Regions from separate parts of the Homo sapiens genome. Here all the other regions are linked to region 2. Evidence: chromatin loops called from intact Hi-C (ENCODE). Cell type or tissue: endothelial cell of umbilical vein. All regions are shown on one strand.

Evidence for each region. A loop is a pair of places that touch in the nucleus more often than their neighbours do. Peaks named below come from ENCODE experiments on the same cell type or tissue, not always from the same donor. Only the 100,000 strongest peaks of a DNase experiment are listed, where the experiment ranks them.
Region 1: a loop joins it to region 2, with 1.9 times the contacts of the local background. A loop is called at or near these places in 3 of 110 quality-filtered maps.
Region 3: it touches region 2 in a loop (2.6-fold over the local background); 9 of 110 quality-filtered maps call a loop at or near these places.

The regions. Positions count from the first base shown.
Region 1 is chr11:94,731,645-94,734,144 of GRCh38, forward strand. All of the region lies in intron 1 of PIWIL4-AS1 (PIWIL4 antisense RNA 1), which reads right to left. It also overlaps a transcript of AMOTL1 not described here. Among named protein-coding and RNA genes, the nearest start is that of PIWIL4-AS1, 7.5 kb to the right of the region's middle. In endothelial cell of umbilical vein, no CTCF peak of the experiment used is centred here; a DNase peak (open chromatin) is centred at 1,217; H3K27ac peaks cover 1,479 bases.
Region 2 is chr11:94,542,923-94,545,422 of GRCh38, forward strand. It overlaps FUT4 (fucosyltransferase 4), which reads left to right and starts at 999. Exons shown (of 1, transcript NM_002033.4): 1 at 999-2,500. The coding sequence starts at 1,212. PIWIL4-AS1 (PIWIL4 antisense RNA 1) reads right to left here. Exons shown (of 5, transcript NR_135093.1): 5 at 2,410-2,500. RefSeq lists a silencer at 1,187-1,756. In endothelial cell of umbilical vein, no CTCF peak of the experiment used is centred here; DNase peaks (open chromatin) are centred at 1,069 and 1,459; H3K4me3 peaks cover 1,834 bases; H3K27ac peaks cover 1,396 bases.
Region 3 is chr11:94,761,209-94,763,708 of GRCh38, forward strand. It overlaps a transcript of AMOTL1 not described here. Among named protein-coding and RNA genes, the nearest start is that of AMOTL1, 5.9 kb to the right of the region's middle. In endothelial cell of umbilical vein, a CTCF peak has its summit at 1,203 (motif pointing left); a DNase peak (open chromatin) is centred at 1,163.

The DNA of each region.
Region 1 (2,500 bases), 190 kb after region 2:
GACTATCTCAATTAATTCTCACAACAGCTTTATTCTGAGTTCATGAATGAAAAAATTGGCCTGAAGAGGCTGAGAAACTTGTACGACATCATTCAGCTCACAAATGGCAGAGCTGGAATTTAAACTGAGATCAGTCCAATCCTAGCCACCATAGGCTTCTGTCCCTCCAATTCCCTCTCCAACACTCCCTACTCTGCCTTCACAGCTTAAGGCTCTGGTGGTCCATTTACAAACTTGTATTGCTGGTTATTTGCTTGTCACAGTTAAAATGAAAACTAGCCCTGAGCAGGGCCAGAAAATAAACAGTGCTGTTGTAACATGTGCATTCTCATCCAAGCTCACAGCAGGGCTCTCCCCTACAGCCATCTCAGCTCATGCATAGCCAAGGCCTTGACCCACCTGCTTCAAAGCATCTTTCCTCGACACTCCATTTCCCTACCTCACCTCTCCCCACCACTGGCTAGTGCCAGCTATTCTATCTCTGAGGCTCAATATGGGCTGGTGGGGTTTGCATTTCTAGTGGAGTACCAGAGAAAGCCCTGGAGTGTCCAAACCTTGGGGTTTTGTTGTTGGCTTCCTGCAGTCCACAGAGAATTGCATTATCTTCCAGGGAGTCTCTGTCATCCTGTTGAGTCATAGGCCTTGAGGCAGATCCACACAACATCTGCCCTTCTATTATCCTCAGAGCATCTCGGGCTGCAATTGGGTAGGAGAGCTTCCAGGAAGCTAGCTGTGAACCCAGGATGTTTGGGGGTGATAAGGAGTTTCTGAAGGGAAGTCCCTCTTCCACTCCTGCTTCTGACACTCCTAAAAATATTCCCAGTGATCTGGGCCACTGGGTTTTCAAACTCATTTTAAAGGTCTGGAGCACATTTTCCAAAAGAAATCACATGCAGTCCCTGACATATGAAACAAAAGGGAGACAGTGTTTGGCCACTGTCGCATTTCTGACTGTTGCATTACAAGTTGATTGGGCTGTTCGGCCACCAGCCATATCAAGTATGTGGGGATTTGGTACGGAAGAGGAGTTCCTTCTCAGCAAATCTATAAAATATTTCTTCTTCCTCTTATAGATGTGCTCACTCAGCTGTTTGGGAATCCTGCTGTCTGTCATCCATGCTTCCCAGGGAACTCAACCTGCTTAAGCTCCTCTTTAGGGGAGAGGCAGGAAGTCTGGGAAACACGGCCTGGCAGCGTGGGCCAGGTGCGTCATAGAAATTCAGTGGTACTGTTCCCATTATGGTTATATAAACAGGAAGGAGCAGATTTCCTTTCTGAAGCCTCTCAGGGTCAGGGAGAGTTTTAACACTGGTCAAGGAGGAAGGAGGCAACTTTTCCTGACAGCAGTCTGTGTGCCAAACATTGCCATGTACATGATTTCATTGCATTCAAACCCTTATTGAAATCTTGTGAAGTAGTTAGTCTTATCTCCATTTTGCAGATGAGAAAACTGAGTCTTGCAAAGGCAAACTAACTAAGCCCAGCTCAGACAGCAGATTCACACTCAGGTCTTCATACTCCAGAGCTGCGTTCTATCCATTTTACTCCTGTCTGTCAGTTTCTAAGGACAACATTACTCTGCATCTCCACCTTTCTGAGAAGTTTGATCCTTTTTGTCTATTTTTCTTGCGTACTCTGTAGTGAACAGATGCATATAATGGAATCCATTATCTGTGATCTCCTACTGGCACTTGTTTCAATTAGTTCCTTAAAGTCTCTCATCTGTTTCAACTGTCGTTTTACAGAGAAGAGCACAGTATAAGCAGATTAGGACACTTATTAAAGATTAGTGGCAAAAACAGGGCTACAGCAAGGTCTCCTGCTTCTCTTTCTACCACCCACACTATGCTGACTGCTAAGGCAATAGCATCTTGGGAAAACCACTTTTCTGTGAAAGAAGAGAAGCCTCTGTGTGGTCCAAGAAGACTCGATTTGCAGCTCTGAAAGAAGCAATTCCCCCTCAGGCCTCTGCCTTAGATGCTGGGTTGGAAATATAAGATCATGGTCTCTGCATTTCAGCAGAAACTCACATTTATCCTACAGATTTTGTTTTTTAATAGTTTAGTCATAGATTTCAATTGCAGCAAATGTTTTTGTCCTTAATCTTAACACTGGGTATTTTGTCTGATTTCACTCAATAGATCTGAGTGTAAGTCGGAAGTGTATGATTTTCCTCTGCAGGGACCTTTTCTTGTATGTATTTTTGGAATCGTTCTTTATTCTGACTCATGTCCAAGTACACCTTCTAGTAGCTTCTTGGCTCAGCCAGATTTTATTTCCTTTGATATGATATTGAGTGAAGATTCTTTTAAATCTTCCTCTCTGGACTATACTTGGTAACAGGAATCTGGTGGGGAACGCAGTGCAGGAATGGGACAAATTTAATTTATTTATATATTTCCCAAAACACCTTGCTTTTGTTGATAGCACCTCCTGCATTGATATTTGGAATTTTTAGAGGACACATTTGGCATTTTTACCAAAATGAACCATTGGCTTC
Region 2 (2,500 bases):
GGCCTATACTTGATTTTTAATGAAAACATTCTTAAATTCATATGGCTAACGCAAATTTATTTTCTGTAGGCATAACATCAAAAACACCTGGCAGGATTGCCCCATTCCCAGCACTGTCTATTTCTCCCCTAGTATCAGTGGGACTCCACTGATGCACAGCTGTGATCTACTAAAACTTCTCTCAAAACTTTCTCCTCTCCTTAGGTCAGCAGCCCCGCCCCTGATCTATTTGGAAATCCCCTGAATAAAAGTTGAATATCATAAACCAAAGCGAACACCCAGAAATTCAAATTCAACCCGTAGGTAAAAAATTTCTCAAGTGACTGTAGACGTAGATGTCTCCAGTGTCGCCTAATAAGGTAGAAGAGGCCAGTGCGATACTGTCTTTACACCCTTAACTTGGGTGCTAGAATATTTATCTTCGTCATCATTTTATCATCCAAACTATTTTGCATAACTTTCATGGGTGCAGAAAATGTTTTTTAAGTGCTTGGTAAAATTAATAGTGATATTCATTCATTCATCTCACTGAACAGGCAATAAATTCCTTGACGACAAGGGCCTTGGGGGGGTCACATCTTCATCTTTGGTTTATGAGTCCTGTGCGTCTTGGTACAAGCAATACTACTATGAGCCGGCAAGTCAGACTTATTTGGTAGGGGACCAAAGGAAAGAACATGTTTTGATTGCTAAGAAAACATTTTGTTCTCTATCCTTTACTGGGCTGGCAGGCAAAGGAAATGTTCTTATGAGCACTCACATTGAAAACTTAAGTTCTTCACCAAATGCAGAGACTCTGAAGGCCACGCCGCTGCGGGCTGCCTCCACAATTCGACCGTCTCGGCGGGCCACGAGATCCTGGCCACGGATGCGGTGGCCGCGCCTCTGCTCGCACGTTCCCCCGGCCTCTGGACTCCCTCCCTCCCTCAATCCCTCCCTCCGGCGGGCGTCGCTGGCGGGTGGCTAGGCCCAACGGCAGGAAGCCGACGCTATCCTCCGTTCCGCGGCGCCGGGTCCGCCTTCCGTCTGTTCTAGGGCCTGCTCCTGCGCGGCAGCTGCTTTAGAAGGTCTCGAGCCTCCTGTACCTTCCCAGGGATGAACCGGGCCTTCCCTCTGGAAGGCGAGGGTTCGGGCCACAGTGAGCGAGGGCCAGGGCGGTGGGCGCGCGCAGAGGGAAACCGGATCAGTTGAGAGAGAATCAAGAGTAGCGGATGAGGCGCTTGTGGGGCGCGGCCCGGAAGCCCTCGGGCGCGGGCTGGGAGAAGGAGTGGGCGGAGGCGCCGCAGGAGGCTCCCGGGGCCTGGTCGGGCCGGCTGGGCCCCGGGCGCAGTGGAAGAAAGGGACGGGCGGTGCCCGGTTGGGCGTCCTGGCCAGCTCACCTTGCCCTGGCGGCTCGCCCCGCCCGGCACTTGGGAGGAGCAGGGCAGGGCCCGCGGCCTTTGCATTCTGGGACCGCCCCCTTCCATTCCCGGGCCAGCGGCGAGCGGCAGCGACGGCTGGAGCCGCAGCTACAGCATGAGAGCCGGTGCCGCTCCTCCACGCCTGCGGACGCGTGGCGAGCGGAGGCAGCGCTGCCTGTTCGCGCCATGGGGGCACCGTGGGGCTCGCCGACGGCGGCGGCGGGCGGGCGGCGCGGGTGGCGCCGAGGCCGGGGGCTGCCATGGACCGTCTGTGTGCTGGCGGCCGCCGGCTTGACGTGTACGGCGCTGATCACCTACGCTTGCTGGGGGCAGCTGCCGCCGCTGCCCTGGGCGTCGCCAACCCCGTCGCGACCGGTGGGCGTGCTGCTGTGGTGGGAGCCCTTCGGGGGGCGCGATAGCGCCCCGAGGCCGCCCCCTGACTGCCGGCTGCGCTTCAACATCAGCGGCTGCCGCCTGCTCACCGACCGCGCGTCCTACGGAGAGGCTCAGGCCGTGCTTTTCCACCACCGCGACCTCGTGAAGGGGCCCCCCGACTGGCCCCCGCCCTGGGGCATCCAGGCGCACACTGCCGAGGAGGTGGATCTGCGCGTGTTGGACTACGAGGAGGCAGCGGCGGCGGCAGAAGCCCTGGCGACCTCCAGCCCCAGGCCCCCGGGCCAGCGCTGGGTTTGGATGAACTTCGAGTCGCCCTCGCACTCCCCGGGGCTGCGAAGCCTGGCAAGTAACCTCTTCAACTGGACGCTCTCCTACCGGGCGGACTCGGACGTCTTTGTGCCTTATGGCTACCTCTACCCCAGAAGCCACCCCGGCGACCCGCCCTCAGGCCTGGCCCCGCCACTGTCCAGGAAACAGGGGCTGGTGGCATGGGTGGTGAGCCACTGGGACGAGCGCCAGGCCCGGGTCCGCTACTACCACCAACTGAGCCAACATGTGACCGTGGACGTGTTCGGCCGGGGCGGGCCGGGGCAGCCGGTGCCCGAAATTGGGCTCCTGCACACAGTGGCCCGCTACAAGTTCTACCTGGCTTTCGAGAACTCGCAGCACCTGGATTATATCACCGAGAAGCTCTGGCGCAACGC
Region 3 (2,500 bases), 220 kb after region 2:
GACAGAGTCTTGCTCTGTTACCCAGGCTGGAGTGCAGTGGCGTGATCTCGGCTCACTGCAACCTCCGCCTCCCAGGTTTAAGTGATTTTCCTGCCTCCGTCTCCTGAGTAGCTTGGATTACAGGCACCTGCCACCATGCCTGGCTAATTTTTGTATTTTTAGTAGAGACAGGGTTTCACCATGTTGGCCAGGCTGGTCTCCAACTCATGACCTCAAGTGATCCGCACCCCCTGGCCTCCCAAAGTGCTGGGATTACAGGCATGAGCGACTGCGCCTGGCCCAGGACTTTATTTTTTCTAGTTATTTCTAATTTTTTTCTAGTTATTTTTAATTATTCCTCTCTCTCTCCCAATCCATACTTTGGACTTTTCTGAAGACTTGTACCTAGCATGATACTGGCTCTATGGCTGAGATGCAATAAATGCTTTCTGATTTCTTGATCAATAACTTATAGAACATTTAAGACATGAATTTTAACTTCTTCCCTCACTTTGAGTTTATGCTGTAAAACAAATTTTTCTCCTGAATGGAACCATCTAGAGTGTCTGGAGCCATTAGGAATGGTGAGAATTTCCCCACTTCTCTGTCTTTCCTTGGCTTTTAAAAAGGTGTAAGACCTGTTGGTCTGTAGTGCATATTCTGGAGAGAGAAGAACTAAAATTGCTGAACAGGTTGTGGAGGGGTCATTTCTCTCACTGTTCTTTCTATGAACTGAAAATATATGTTTTCAGTATAAACATCCAATAATTACTTTCAAAATGGGGATTACAAGGGTTCTTTAGGGTGAACATTCTGAACTTCAGCTATTGTGAAACTCCTTATTTTTAATAGTGGCTTTATGTTGTTTTAGAAACTCAGTATGATTCCAGTTTTAGAAACAAAAATGTGTCTATATCATCACTGGAAATCAGAGAGGAAAACATGATTAGTTTTTTTGCTCATGAAAAGAGGAAAGGGAAGCAATCATAATAGAATGATATATTATAGGGTGGATGGAACTGAAGCTGCTATTAGTATGCAATTAGATTCACCCAGTATCTCAATGGAATGATCAATATGATTAGAAGCTTGGGAGCTTCTTTTAAAGTGGGTAACATCAATTAATCAACTAACTCAGTGGTTCTCAATCAGAGGCAATTTTGCCCCCTAGGGGACATTTGGCAATGTCTGGAGACAGTTTTTGTTTTCATAAATGAAGGTAGAGGGGGTGGTTGCCACTGGCATCTAGTGGGTAGAGGCCATCCCTACAATGCACTGGGCAGTCTCTCACAACAAAGAATCATCAGCCCCAAATGTCAGAGGGCCAGGGTTGAGAAACCCTGCAATAACATCAGCCAAAAAAGTATTATGAGTTTTCAGTACTCCCAAGGTTTCCGTAGTAGTAGTAGCAAATAATGTTTAGAATAACTGTCATGTATCGAATATCTACTCCATGTCGGAATCTTTATATTTACAGCTGGTCTGTCTCAGTCCGGGTCTGACACCAGTTTGTTTGGGGCCAACGTCTCTACTCTTCTTCCTTACCCCATTTGGTACAGGTGCATTTTCTCTGGACATCAGCATATCTATCCTCAGTTTCTTGTGTTTATATAGATAAAATTATGTGTTTAGTGCATATTAGGTAATATGCTTACAGGAGAAAGCAGTCAAGCCAGAAGAGACTGGTGTGTCACTATGGGTGTGAAACGAAAAACATCCCGACAAACAGGCCTCAGATCTATAACTTAACGATCCCGCCAAACTACCTATGTAGCATGGTAGCACAGAGCCTGGTCCTCAGTAGGTACTTAATAAATATTTGTTGGGAAACTTTTTTCATAATCCACACAGAGTCCTTGATAAGCTTCAAATGGAGCAGGGTGTTCAAATGATCTCTTCTGTTGCATAACATTTTATTTGTTCCAGGAGCAGTTTCTTCATCCACAGGCACCTGATATTTCCAGAACTACACAAGTGTCGTACCTTGTGTATCTTCCCACTTGCCCTCCACATTGTCCTCCTTTTTGTTTTTCATTCTTTCACTCTGAGACCATCTGGTCCTGACAAAGGCTCATCCCCTTGCCCTTTCCTCTCCTTACGACAATGTACACTCAGTACTCTCTGCTTTAGACACTGCCAGTATTCCCTGAATTATGCTCCTGCCAACAGTTTGCAGGGCAGGGCATGTGTCAGAATCTTCAGAGGAGGCATGTGCTGTGTGAAAAAGCTTATTTGAGAATATTATTTTATATTTAGAAAAAGGCAGGAAAAAACACACTAGAGTTGACCCTTGAACAATGCAGGAGTCACGGGCGCTGACCCCCTCACACAGTTGAAAATCCAAATATAACTTCTGACTCCCCAAAAACTTAACTGCTAATAGCCTACTGTTGACTGGAAGCCTTACCGATAATATAAACAGTTGATTAACACATATTTCATATGTTATATGTATTAATACTGTATTCTTACAATAAATAATAAGCTATAGAAAAGAAAATGTTATTAAGAAAATCACAAG